Regions from separate parts of the Homo sapiens genome. Here region 2 is linked to region 1. Evidence: chromatin contacts called from ENCODE Hi-C or POLR2A ChIA-PET data. All regions are on one chromosome and are shown on one strand. Each heading gives the region's core, a stretch centred on a gene start or an enhancer-like site at or near the end of the contact. The rest is flanking DNA. Distances are from core to core; before and after follow the strand shown. Region 1 has its middle 37 kb from the start of BCAS1. Region 2 has its middle 25 kb from the start of CYP24A1.

Evidence for each region. A loop is a pair of places that touch in the nucleus more often than their neighbours do. ChIA-PET counts read pairs that join two places held with the same protein, here RNA polymerase II (POLR2A). Pooled maps may share reads with other maps.
Region 2: a loop to region 1 is called in a map of transverse colon, with 38 times the contacts of the local background. The contact joins two enhancer-like sites. A Hi-C loop is called at or near these places in 5 of 168 maps with a recorded cell type or tissue (HepG2, K562, PC-3 and 2 more) and 3 of 50 pooled maps. POLR2A ChIA-PET finds 5 or more read pairs at or near these places in 6 of 52 experiments (A549, Caco-2, HepG2 and 3 more).

What each region holds. Positions count from the first base shown.
Region 1 is chr20:54,106,536-54,109,095 of GRCh38, forward strand. No RefSeq gene overlaps it. Among named protein-coding and RNA genes, the nearest start is that of BCAS1, 37 kb to the left of the region's middle. Within about 2 kb of position 1,281, at least 2 of the 41 ENCODE cell types and tissues checked have a DNase peak (open chromatin) inside an H3K27ac peak, as active enhancers do.
Region 2 is chr20:54,147,948-54,150,507 of GRCh38, forward strand. It overlaps a transcript of CYP24A1 not described here. Among named protein-coding and RNA genes, the nearest start is that of CYP24A1, 25 kb to the right of the region's middle. Within about 2 kb of position 1,269, at least 2 of the 41 ENCODE cell types and tissues checked have a DNase peak (open chromatin) inside an H3K27ac peak, as active enhancers do.

The DNA.
Region 1 (2,560 bases), core at 31-2,530:
TAGCTATTATTTTAAAATTATGGTTATTATTACTATATTGACATGTATGTTAGGAAGCTGTTATTCTATCTCAGAGATAATGCTTTTAATATAAAATATAAATATAATTGTGTGTATATGGGATAGGTATAAATCTTAAGCTATTAATTCACTGTTATGCCTTTTTAAAGTGTGTAGATTATGTAGTCATAAGTTAATACCTATAGCTTTCATTCTTTTTCCAATGAAATAAAGCTGTTCATTAAGAGCGTCATGTGAACCAAAAATTTGGAATAAAATCATATTGAATTGTACCAGAGTAGGAACTCTCATAGAGTACTGGTGGGCATTTGAAGTTGCAAAAACCATGGAGAGGGAATAATTTGGCAAGATCTAGTAAGGAGGAGGCTGTGCATGCCTGTGACCTAGTAATTAATATCCTGGAGGGACTCACACATGTATACAAGGAGACTTGGGCAGGAATGTTGGTGGCAGAAGGATTTGAGATAGTAAAAAATGGAAACCAACTGAAGGTTCAGCAACTAGATAAAACAAATGAATTAGAGCTCTAAGTACTGGCAAGGTAATATCATAAAAGTAAAATATTGAATTAAAAGGAAATTACAGGAAAATATATGCAGAATAAAATCTGCAAACAGTATCATAAAACTGATCATGAACATATTCATATATTGCAAAAATATCATACAAGCTTGAAATAGTGAATACCAAATTCTTGAATTCAGAATGGCTGTTGTTTCTGGATAAGGAGGAACAAAGATGGGTTTGCTGAAAAGAAGGCAGTGCAATTCAACTGCATCTGGGATGTGATTTTTATGAACGTGTTGGGGCATGAATGACCAATGCCAAGATTTGACAAAGCTGGATGGTGGCTGCTTTTTTGTATGCTTGAAATGTTTCATAATTGTAAAAAAATCCCATTTTATTACTTGTTTTGCCTTCTCTCCTCTTTTTGTCTTCATCTGTTTCATAGTTTCAACAGACTTAGCACCTTATGTCTAGGTGTACGTTTTGAGGGGACAGCAATTTTTTGTGCTACAAACTTTCTGTAAGAGGTCTTGGACTTAGGGATTCCAGTTCTCAGTGTTAGACCTTGTTTTCTGCTGGGTTCAGATGAGAGGTCATACAGTGCAAGCTGGGGCCCAAGTTGAGTTAATTATTTAATAAGGCTTCCACTTAGTCTGTGTAAACTCCACGAGCTCTCCTGATGGCCAACTCATTCACACTCCTTGGCCCACAGAGGGTTCAGAAGGGCCAGGAGGTGAGACAGTTGGTGAGAACAAACGGCATCCTTCCCTGCTGTTTATCAGTGTTTCTGCTGCTTGCTCAAGTAATCAACAGCATAGGTAGGGCTTAAAGAGGAAATCCGGTGCCTGCAGAATTATGACTGACCTATTGAGGAAAGGTTCAGAGAGGCTGGGGAGTTTGTGACCTTCCGGTTAAAGTGTGACTTCAACCAAGGCAGACCAGGAGGGTGGGTGAGGCATCCAGTTCATAGATGAGATCAGTGTCAACGGGTACAAATCCAGCAGGGTGACTCCATGCGTGTGTGTGTATATGTGAATAACACAAAGCATGTCATGAAATAGATGCATTAAATCTGAAGTATGTAATGTTGTATATAATGTCTTAAAAGTTCCCAATTCAGCACACCATGAAATGTCTAACCATGACAATTAAACAATGAAATGGCTCGACAGGAAGGGCTTTTGCATTCCTTACAGAACTTACATTCCAAAAAAGCCAGGTGGAGACATAAAACAATCCTTCCTCATAGATGGTTTGTGTTGTGTTGGTTTATTTTATTTTATTCTATTTTATTTTGATAAGAACATGTAATATGAGATCTACCCTCTTAACAGACTTGTAAGTGTACAGTAGAATGTTGTTATCTATGGCACAATGTTGTACATGGGTCTCTAGGACTTACTTATCTTGCATAACTGAAATTTTATATTTGTTGATTAGCAACTCCCATTTCCTCCTCCTTCCAAACCCTGTTAACCTACATTTTATTCTTCATTTTTATGAGTTTGACTGTTTAGCTAGCTCTTATAAGTGGAAACATGCAGTGTTTGTCCTTCTGTGACTGGCTTGTTTCACTTGATGTAATGTTTTCAAGGTTTATTCATGTTATCACATATTTCAGGATTTCCTTCTTTTTAAAGGCTGAATTATATTCCGTTGTATGTGTGTGCATGTCTATGGAATATAATTATACATGTACACACATACAATGGAATATATATATATATATATATGTATATATATCACATTTACTTTATCCATTTACCCTTTGATGGATATTTAGGTTGTTTCCACATCTTGGCAATTGTGAATAACATTGCTATGAACACAGTAGTGCACATACCTCTTCAAGATCCTGAATTGAATTCTTTTGGATAAATACTCATAAGTGGGATTGCTGGATCTTATTATGAAGCAAAATTAGACAAGTGGGACTACATCAAACTAAAAATCTTCTGCACATCAAAGGAAACAATAATAGAGTGAAAGGCAACCTACAGAATGGGAGAAAATATTTGCAAATTACATATCC
Region 2 (2,560 bases), core at 19-2,518, 41 kb after region 1:
CTCAGCCTCCCGAGTAGCTGGGATTACAGGCACACACCACCATGTCCAGCTAATTTTTTTGTATTTTTAGTAGAGACAGGGTTTCACCATGTTGGCCAGGCTGGTCCCGAACTCTCGACCTCAGGTGATCCACCTGCTTTGGCCTCCCAAATTGCTGGGATTTCAGGCATGAGCCACTGTGCCCGGCCTGCACCCAGTTCTTAACCACCTCGATACACTGCCTATTTTTCTTTTCTTTTCTTTTTTTTTTTGAGATGGAGGCCTATTTTTCTTTTAAATTATTTTGACATAATTTCAGAAAAGTTACATGAACAGTACAAAGAATTCCCATATACCATTCACCCAGATTCTTCAAGCATTTGCATTTTACTACTTTGGTTTTGTCCTTCTTTTTCTCTCTTTCTACATACACAGACACACAGACACACACACACACACACACACACACACACACACACACACACGTCTTAACTCTGAATGCTGAGCTTGCCTAGAAGCAGTAACATCCCAGTAGCAACAAGCACCAGGAGCCAAAATCTCGATTTCTAAATGTTCTTTTCTACTGAAACAAATTAGGACTTCTTGAAGAAACAGATGATTCCACGGTGGGGCAGGTAAAGTACAAGATCAGCCTGGAATATTTTATTGTTCCAGAAAGCAGGAAGTGCTCAAAAATGGTAACAACATGTCAAAACAAACAAACAAACAAAAAACCAGCAACAATGCACAGGAACCTATTTAAAGAGGCTCCCATTAATCAAATCTGGGGCAATCTGAATATCAAAATGAATAATGACAGTGTAAAAATTATAACCCATTCAAAAACATAAGAATCTGCAAGCTCGCACTGACATAAATAGACATAAATTATAAATAATTAATTCTTCCTGACAGCACGACTGTAATCTCAGCACTTTGGGAGGCCGATGTGGGCAGATCACAAGGTCGAGAGATCGAGACCATCCTGGCCAACATGGTGAAACTCCCTACATAGCTCACCACAATAGCAAGTTTATATGCATTTCTGTGATTATTTGATTGACATTTCCTCCCCTTGTTCTTCCCCATCCTCCGTAGTAGGATACAGATGGCGTAAGAGCAGGGACATGTTTATTTTGGTTTGCCCCTGTACCCATGATGCTTGGCTTACAGATCTTCATAGGCACTCATTAAATATTTCCTTTTACCTGGTTGTCCTAGTTGTAATGTTTACAACCACCATTTATGGTAACCAATAAAGCTAGGCAAATTTCCCAGGACTCGTGCCAAGTTGTAAATCCTCCTCTCCAAGGTCTTCTAGATTACCAGGTCATACAGTGCCTGTCACAGGGTAGATGCTTAGTGACTCAGGGCAATTGTGATTGTCATCAGTAACACACGCTGCTCAGTGCTCGTAGCTTATTATGACACCTTTCTGGTCCCTATTCTGTCTCCCTCAAGGCTGACTCCATATTTTAGCTTTAACAAAATTTCCAGGGATATTTGTGGGAAACCAGTACACAATAATATATATGGAATTCAGTCCAGTTGGCTTTTGTGATGTCCAAATAATTTTTTTGAGAGAGAGGAAGGGAAAAATAAAAAGAGAGAAAGGAAAAAAAAATGAAGGAGGAAATGGAGAGATCAAAGGAATTCCTCAACGTTTGTAGCAGGGATTCTACAGACCAGGTACTGCTCCCCCGGAGAGTAGGAATTATTTATGGGGAAATTACTTACACAGGGGATGGAGTGAGGTTGCATTATATGCACACTTAACCCAGGCACATCCAACCATCCATGCTTGGAGTGGAAAGATGACTATGGAAGGATGTAGCCCAGGTGATTCCAACACCCTCACTCAATGAGAACAGCAAGATGAGAAACGAGATCCACCTCTTGCCTTATTTCTCATGCACATCTCAAAATGTGAGCTCCTGATGCCCTTGGTGTGGTTCTAGCATCTGAGGAAGTGCATTTTTCATGTGACATGGCCCCTAGACATAAGCCAACTACTTTAGGTTGTTTTCACCCACTAGAGCAGAAAGCTTTTCCAACACCGGAAGGAATCCTCTGTGGATTAAAACCCATTTATGCCTAGTGTTCCATTAGTGGAACGCTAAGCTTCTGGGAGTTATTGAAATCCCACTGCTTAAGGTCATCGCTAAGGTCTGATTTTTCACAAAAAAATTTGCAACCTCTGGCATAAATGGGTTAATGAGGGATGAAACTATGTGTTTACGGTATACTTTACAGATAATTGAAGGGATGTAAAGTTTACCGTAACTCTAAGAAATTTTTACTCTGGTTGACTTTCAAACCTAAATCCCCAGTGCGCTTTCTCGCTAATGAAACACCTGTGAGTTCCATACCCCTTAAACTTCATGCTGATATAGCAGGAAAAATCCTAGATTTTATTTTATTTTTTGATATTGAATTTCACTTTTTTGCCCAGGCTGAAGTGAAGTGGCATGATCTCGGCTCTCTGTAACCTCCGCCCCCCAGGTTCAAGCAATTCTCCTGCCTCAGCCTCCCAAGTAGCTGGGATTATAAGCACCTGCCACCATGCCCAGCTAATTTTTAG